Linked DNA regions of Homo sapiens: region 2 is linked to region 1. Evidence: read pairs that join two places in POLR2A ChIA-PET (ENCODE). Cell type or tissue: A673. All regions are shown on one strand. Each heading gives the region's core, and the rest is flanking DNA. Links, peaks and the distances in the headings are about the cores only. Region 1 has its middle 6.1 kb from the start of HMOX1. Region 2 has its middle 64 kb from the start of RBFOX2.

Evidence for each region. Peaks named below come from ENCODE experiments on the same cell type or tissue, not always from the same donor. Only the 100,000 strongest peaks of a DNase experiment are listed, where the experiment ranks them.
Region 2: POLR2A ChIA-PET joins it to region 1 with 8 read pairs; 2 of 35 experiments call an interaction of 5 or more read pairs at or near these places.

What each region holds. Positions count from the first base shown.
Region 1 is chr22:35,372,815-35,377,208 of GRCh38, reverse strand. No RefSeq gene overlaps it. Among named protein-coding and RNA genes, the nearest start is that of HMOX1, 6.1 kb to the left of the region's middle. RefSeq lists enhancers at 1-375, 1-672. In A673, for the core only: no CTCF peak of the experiment used is centred there; no DNase peak of the experiment used is centred there; H3K27ac peaks cover 761 bases.
Region 2 is chr22:36,090,650-36,095,043 of GRCh38, reverse strand. No RefSeq gene overlaps it. Among named protein-coding and RNA genes, the nearest start is that of RBFOX2, 64 kb to the right of the region's middle. In A673, for the core only: no CTCF peak of the experiment used is centred there; no DNase peak of the experiment used is centred there.

The sequences.
Region 1 (4,394 bases), core at 122-4,121:
TGCCCTTTCACCTCCCACCTAAAGAGAAGCTGAGGAGGCACTGGTGACTCAGCAAAATCTAGCAAAATCCGCCTTCCCTTTGTTTCCGCGAGTCCCCCCTCCCAAACATGACGCAGCAGAAATGCAGCTGCACGAGGGGATGAGGAAATCGCGACTCAGCATTCCCAAGGCGCCTTCAGGAAACAGAAGTGGTTTGGGCAGCAGGGAGGGGGGCGGGTCAGTGACTCGCCAGCCCCTAACAGTGAAAAACAAAGGCGAGGCCCTGGCGTGGGAGGAATCATGGGGAGGCCTCTTGGCCAAGCTGGATGGTGGCTAAGGAGAGTGAGGAGACCTTGCCTGGATATTCTCCTCAAGCAGGGGACGTCCCCAGTAAATAAGGTCACAGACGGTGTCCTGACCACACCCACACCCCACACAGACCCAGAAAGAACATGTGCTCGATTCTGCAGGGCAGGGGCTCCAGTGAGGGTCTACAGCCTAACTGCTGTGTGACAGGCTGGAAAACAGCCTTCTTCAGCAAGGAAGACAAGCCCAAGTTATTTTTTAAAAATCCATAGACTGGGCCAATTGTGGTGGCTCACGCCTGTAATCCTAGCACTCTGGGAGCTGAGGTGGGTGGATCACCTGAGGTCAGGAGTTCAAGACCAGCCTGGCCAACATGGTGAAACCCCATCTCTACTAAAAATACAAAAATTAGCCGGGCGTAGTGGCAGGTGCCCGTAATCCCAGCTACTCGGGGGAGCTGAGGCAGGAGAATCGCTTGAACCCGGGAGGTGGAGGTTGCAGTGAGCTGAGATTGCACCACTGCATTCCAGCCTGGGTGAAAGAGCAAGACTCCATCTCAAAAAAAAAAAAAAGAAAAAGAAAAAAATCCATAGGCTGAAGTGCAAAACACCGAACCCTTCTGATGCCAAAACACCCCATAAATAAGGTTGAAACCCTACCAACAGACTGGAAGGAAGTGTTTGCCACACATATAACAGACAAAAGATGAACATTCCTAATAAAAGAGCTCGCCAAAGCAATACACACACACATACGCATAATGTATATAGAATTATATAAAATTCTAGAAAATTATGCAAGCTAGTCTAATTGGATCACTGGTTACCTAGTTGAAGTGAGGGGATTACCAAGGAGTACTAGGAAACTTGAGAGTGATGAATACACCCTTTATCTTGATTGTGGAGATGCTTTCACAGGTTATAAGTTGTGTCAAAATTCATCAAATTGTATACTTTAAATATGTGCAGTTTATTGTATGCCAATTATATCTTCATGAAGCTGTAAAACAGATTCTACACAGGCTTTCCTGAAGCTCTTCTCCTCACATTATGGACCCCTCCAGGGGCCCCAGTTGCCCCCACCTCCGTCCTGACTGTGAGCTCCTTGAAGTCAGCAAGGGCCATGTCAGATTCACCTTCTTATGCCCTTAGCACAAGCCAGGCTTTCACTACATATTTAATCAACGAGGCTTAGCAAGCAGGGTGAAATTCCCTGCCTAATATCACACAGCTCACCCGGGATTTGAGGCCAAGTGTGTCTGGCTCACTCAGATTCCACAGCATCGCTGCCCTAGGAGCCCCTGGGCCCGAGGCAGCAAAGGGCATAGAATGGCAACATCTTTTCCAAACATCGTGCAGCCTCTATTAGCACGTACCCAGTGACCGAAGACCCACAGCCAGACAAGAAGGCATTCTAGCCTTTGAAGGATGCAGACTACCAGGCCAGTCTTGCCAAAATGGAGCCTGACTATACCTCCCAGATCTGGTATGCCCTGGTTCAACCTGATCAAGGTACCATTAGGATAGTATAGACTAGCTAAAGCAATAAACTCTAGGCAAAAGGACTGCAGTCAAATCCAGGATCCATGACTTCCCATCTGTGTACACTGGAACACCCTAAGCTTTTATTTCCTCATCTGACAAAATGAGGAATAATAACAGCATTGACTCAAGGGGATGTGGTGAGCATGAAATCAGTTTGATGCATGTAAGAAGCTTACAGTGAGGCTTGGCAGAGGAGGCACACGGTAAATGTTAACCGTTATGTTGGTCAGAGAGGCATCCAGCTCCCCTTTCATGATTCAGCCAGAGCCTTTTTCCTATCTAGAAATTTCTGGATGATTCTGCAGTAGGGCGGGGGTCACTAACATCCAACAAACCTTGATTTCAGTCAGGAGTTTTGAATCTCAGGTTCTTCATATTTACCTTTTTTTTTTTTAGATGGAATTTCGCTCTTGTTGCCCAGGCTGGAGTGCAATGGCACTATCTCGGCTCATTGCAACCTCTGCCTCCTGGGTTCAAGCGATTCTCCTCCCTCAGCCTCTGAGTAGTTGGGATTACAGGCATGCACCACCATGCCCAGCTAATTTGTACATTTTTAGTAGAGATAGGGTTTCACCATGTTGGCCAGGCTGGTCTCGAACTCCTGACCTTAGGTGATCCACCTGCCTTGGCCTCCCAAAGTGCTGAGATTACAGGCGTGAGCCACTGCGCTCGGCCTGTATTTACCTTTTCCTCAAAAAGTAAACTTCTCCGAAATAATTTCAAATGTCCAGAAAAGTCGCAAGCATAGTACAGAGAATTTCTATACACCTTCATCCAGATTCACCAGTTGTTAGCATTTTGTCACATTTGCTTTATCGTATTCTCTCTTGATATACTATGCATATATATTTTTGAATATATACAGATATATATATCTCCTCCTGCCTCCATCTCCTGAGTATCTAGGACTATAGGCTCATGCCGCCACACCTGGATAATTTTTTTCATTTTTAGTAGAGATGGGGTCTTGCTATTTTGCCCAGGCTGGACTCCAACTCCTGACGTCAGGGGCAGTCCTTCTGCCTTGGTGTCTCAGAGTGCTGGGATTACAGGTGTGAGCCACCATGCCTATCTACCCCCAAATTATTTAGCATGTATTATATCTGGAGTGCAGTCCCTGACATATGGTTATAAAAATCAGGAAATCTGGCTTCGATATAAATTCATTATATTGTAGAGGAGGCAAAATTTTACCTATACCCTTTTAGAGTTTTCTGCTGGGCCTGAGAATTAAACTGACATGAGACAGATTAGTAGGAGAAAAGCATACACATTTATTTAACGTACATTTACATAACACGTGAGCCGTCCTAAGGAAAAGAAGACTCAAGGAAACAGAGCCAAACACTTACATGCAGATTTGGACACAGAGTAGTAAACTGTGAAAACGTGACAAGGCAAAGTGGCGTGGGTGTGGGTTAGGGTGGTTAACTGGGTAGAGAAGAGACTAGGAAGAGCTGGCTTTAACAAGCTTTGTTTGTACAGATTTATTTTGGCTTCAACTTCCTGCCATGGATGAAAGGAATGCTAATTTTCTCCTCGTATAGAGAAAAGTCTTCCATATGGAATTTCATCTCTTGCTTTCAGGAAGAAAAAAAGAAGGTCAGAGGCTCACTGCAACCTCTGCCTCCCAGGTTCACGCAATTCTCCTACCTCAGCCTCCCTAGTAGCTGGGATTACAGGCATGCGCCACCACGCCCGGATAATTTTGTATTTTTAGTAGAGATGAGGTTTCTCCAAGTTGGTCAGGCTGGTCTCGAACTCCTGACCTCAGGTGGTCTGCCTGCCTTTGCCTCCCAAAGTGCTGGGATGACAGGCCTGAGCGACCATGCCCAACCCACAGCAACCTTTTTGCACCTGATTTTGTTTGTTTGTTTTTAAAGTGCCTTTATCCCAAAATAATCCTTTTTTTTGAGACAGAGTCTCACTCTGTTTCCCAGGCTGGAGTGTAGTGGTCTGCAACCTCAATCTCCTGGGCTCAAGCAATCCTCCTGCCTCAGCCTCCCAAGTAGCTGGGATTATAGACATGCACCACCATGCCTGGCAAATTTTTTATATTTTGTATTTTTTGTAGAGACAAGGTTTCACCACGTTGCCCAAGCTGGTCTGGAACTCCTGAGCTCAAGCAATCCCCCCACAGTGGCCTCCCCAAGTGCTGGGATTACAGGCATGTGCCACCACGCCTGGCCAGCTCAAAATAATCCTTAATCAATGAATGGGGAGTGGTGGCACACACCTGTAATCGCAGCTACTTGGGAGGCTGAGGCACGAGAATCGCTTGAACCTAGGAGGCAGAGGTTGCAGTGAGCCGAGATTGTGCCACTGCACTGCAGCTTGGGTGACAGAGACCCTGTCTCAAAATAATAATAATAATAATAATAATGATCCTTAATCCAAAGTGGCACATTTTGGGTGGCATATCCTGAACTCCTTCAATATAAAGCCTATATTCAAATGTCCCCTATTGCCCCAATAACCTCCTCTTTAGCCGTTTTACCAGTCCAGGTTCCAGCCCAAGAGGTTGCATTGCATTCACTTGTCCTGCCTCTTTGGGTTCCTCAGCCT
Region 2 (4,394 bases), core at 215-4,214, 720 kb before region 1:
ACAGAGTCCCACCCAAACCATGGGGACACAATGTGGGGAAGAAATAGTTCCCCAAAAAAGATCTGGGTTCTGTTTCCGGAAGAAGTGGAAATATGGCTGGGCGCGGTGGCTCACGCCTGTAATCCCAGCACTTTGGGAGGCCGAGGAGGGCAGATCACGAGGTCAGGAGATGGAGACCATCCTGGCTAACACGGTGAAACCCTGTCTCTACTAAAAATACAAAAAATTAGCCAGGCCTGGTGGCAGGAGCCTGTCGTCCCAGCTACTCAGGAGGCTGAGGCAGGAGAATGGCGTGAACCCGGGAGGCAGGGCTTGCAGTGAGCCGAGATCGTGCCACTGCACTCCAGCCTGGGCAACAGAGTGAGACTCCGTCTCAAAATAAATAAATAAATAAATAAATAAAGTGGAAATATATGTTTCTGGATAAGCAATGTCTACTATCTTATCCTTCTACAAAGATGGAGGAATGGATGGATAGAGATAGATACATACTAGAGCTGGATACAGATACAGATAGAGACTTAAATAGAGATAGAATAAGTACATCTATATATACACAAATACGGCTTTATTTTACAAAAATATATTGTTCTGTAACCCACTTTGTTTTCCTTAACAATATATCTACCACATATTGACATATGTCTGACATTCTTGCTGGCCCTTCCTTATCACTAGACACAGATTACCTCATTCTTTTTTTGTATTTTTGTTTTTATTTTGTTTTGCTTTCTGACACAGAGTCTCACTCTTGTTGCCCAGGCTGGAGTGCAAGGGTGCAATCTCAGCTCACTGCAACCTCCACCTCCTGGGTTCAAGCGATTCTCATGCCTCAGCCTCCCAAGTAGCTGGGATTACAGGTGTGCACCACCATGCCCAGCTAATTTTTGTATTTTTAGTAGAAACGGAGTTTCATCATGTTGGCTAGGCTGGCCTCGAACTCCTGACCCAACCACCTTGGCCTCCCAAAGTGCTAGGATTACAGGTGTGAGCCACCGCATCCAGCCATTAAGAATAAATATATAATTATCATATGATCTACCAATTCCACTTCTGGGTATATACCCAAAAGAGCTGAAAGCAGGGACTCAGACAGATATTTGTGCCACAATGTTCATAGCAGCATTGTTCACAATAGCCAGAAGGTGGAAACAAGCCAAATGTCCACTCGCAGATGAATAGATTAAAAAACATGTGGTCTATCCATACAATGGAATATCGTTTAGACTTAAAAAGGAAGTAAATTGGCAGGGCACGGTGGCTCATGCCTGTAATCCCAGCACTTTGGGAGGCCGAGGCTGGTGGATTACCTGAGGTCAGGAGTTCAAGACCAGCCTGGCCAACATGGTGAAACCCTCTCTCTGCAAAAAATACAAAAATTAGCTGGGCGTGGTGGTGCATGCCTGTAATCCCAGCTACTCAGGAGGCTGAGGCAGGCGAATCACTTGAACCTGGGAGGCAGAGGTTGCAGTTAGCCGAGATCACGGCAATTCACTCCAGCCTGGGTGAAAGAGCAAAACTCTGTCTCAAAAAAAAAGAAAAAGGAAGTAAATTCTGGCTGGGCACAGTGGCTCAGGCCTGTAATCCCAGCACTTTGAAAGGCTGACGTGAGGCCGGGCGCGGTGGCTCATGCTTGTAATCCCAGCACTTTGGGAGGCCGAGGCGGGCGGATCACGAGGTCAGGAGATCGAAACCATGGTGAAACCCCGTCTCTACTAAAAATACAAAAAAATTAGCCGAGCGTGGTGGCGGGCGCCTGTAGTCCCAGCTACTCGGAGAGGCTGAGGCAGGAGAATGGCGTGAACCCGGGAGGTGGAGCTTGCAGTGAGCCGAGACTGCGCCACTCACTGCACTCCAGCCTGGGTGACAGAGCAAGACTCTGTCTCAAAAAAAAAAAAAAGAAAGAAAGGCTGACGTGGATGGATCGCTTGAGGTCACGAGTTGGAGACCAGCCTAGCCAACACAGTGAAACCCCCTCTCTACAAAAATTAGCTGGGCGAGGTGGCACATGCCTGTAGTCCTGGCTACTCTGGAGGCTGAGGTGGGAGGATGACTAGTCCCAGCTACTCAGGAGGCTGAGGTGGGAGGATGACTGGAGCCCAGGAGGTCCAGGCTGCAATGAGCAGAGATCGCACTGCCGCACTTCAGTCTGGGTGACAGACAGAGCAACACCCTGTCAAATAAAAAAAAAAAAAAAAAAAAGAAGTAAATTCTTACATATGCTACAATATGGACAAACCCTGAGGACCTTATGTGAAGCTAAATAAGCCAGTCAAAGAGACAAATATTGAAGGGTTCCACTCATATGAGATACTTGGAGTAGTCAAATTCATGGAGACAGAAAGTAGAATAGTGGCCAGCAGGGACTGAGGAGAAGGGGGAATGGGGAGGTATTGTTTAATGGGTACAGAGTTTCTTTTTGGGATCATGATGAAGTTCTGGAAATGCATAGAAATTATGATTGTGCAACATTCTGAATATGCCCAGTGCCGCCACTGTGAATGTGTATGTACAATGGTGTACATTTTCATGGTACACTTTAAAATGGTTAAAACAATAAATTTTGTGTTATATATATTTGGCCACTATTAAAAAAAAAATTAATAGGCTGGTCGTGGTGGCTCACGCCTGTAATCCCAGCACTTTGGGAGGCCGAAGCAGGCGATCGCCTGAGGTCAGGAGTTGGAGACCAGTCTGGCCAACATGGTGAAACCCCGTCTCTACTAAAAATAGAAAAATTATCCCGGCGTTGTGGCGGGTGCCTGTAATCCCAGCTACTCGGGAGGCTGAGGCAGGAGAATCACTTGAACCTGGGAGGCAGAGGTTACAGTGGGCCAAGATCGTGCCACTGCACTCCAGCCTGGGCAACAGAGGGAGACTGTCTAAAAAAAAAAAAATTAAAAAAATTAATTAAAATAAAAAGAGACTGTGACTCTGTCTTGCTGGTGCCGTCTCCCTTGCTCCCACTCGCTCCCTTTGAGAAAGCCAGCTGTATAGTGTGAGCTGCTTTGTGGAAAGGCTCAGATGGCAGGGAACCGAAGCCCTTAGGCCAAAAGCCCTGGAACAACTCAGTCCTGCCACTCGAGTGAGCCTGACAGTGAATCCTGCTCAGATGGATTTTGAGGGGGCTGTGGTCCCAGGCAACCTCATGATTGCTGCCCTGGGAGACACCCTGGGCTGGAGGACCCTGCAATCTGCACCCAGGTTCCTGTCCCACAGAAACTGTGAGATGATCAACGTTTGTTGTTGGTTGTTTTGGGGGCAATTTGTGATGTGTATAGTTTATATTTTTTCTTTTCTTTCTTTTTTTTTTTTTTGAGACAGTCTCACTCTGTTGCCCAGGCTTAAGTGCAGTGGCGTGATCTCAGTTCACTGCAACCTCTGCCTCCTGGGTTTAAGAGTTTCTCCTGCCTCAGCCTCCTAAGTAGCTGGGACTACAGGCGCCCGCCACCACGCCCGGATAATTTTTGTATTTTTAGTAGAGACGGGGTTTCACCATGTTAGCCAGGCTGGTCTCCAACTCCTGACCTCAGGTGATCTGCCCGCCTCGCCCTCCCAAAGTGCTGGGATTATAGGCATGAGCCACTGCGCCCAGCCCTATATTTTTTATTTTCTGTGTCTTATGATGTTTTGGCATCCAGAAACCTTCCTGGCTGGGGAGTGACTGCCTCTCCTGGGGTTAGCCAATTCTTTTTTTTTTTTTTTTTTTTTTTCAAAATAAATTTTTTTAAAATTTATTATTATCATACTTTAAGTTTTAGGGTACATGTGCACAATGTGCAGGTTAGTTACATATGTATACATGTGCCATGCTGGTGCGCTGCACCCACTAACTCGTCATCTAGCATTAGGTTTATCTCCCAGTGCTATCCCTCCCCCCTCCCCCCACCCCACAATAGTCCCCAGAGTGTGATGTTCCCCTTCCTGTGTCCATGTGTTCTCATTGTTCAATTCCCACCTATGAGTGAGAATATGTGGTGTTTGGTTTTTTGTTCTTGCAATAGTTTACTGAGAATGATGATTTCCAATTTTATCCATGTCCCTACAAAGGACATGAACTCGTCATTTTTTATGGCTGCATAGTATTCCATGGTGTGTATGTCCCACATTTTCTTAATCCAGTCTATCATTGTTGGACATTTGGGTTGGTTCCAAGTCTTTGCTATTGTGAATAATGCCGCAATAAACATACGTGTGCATGTGTCTTTATAGCAGCATGATTTATAGTCCTTTGGGTATATACCCAGTAATGGGATGGCTGGGTCAAATGGTATTTCTAGTTCTAGATCCCTGAGGAATCGCCACACTGACTTCCACAATGGTTGAACTAGTTTACAGTCCCACCAACAGTGTAAAAGTGTTCCTATTTCTCCACATCCTCTCCAGCACCTGTT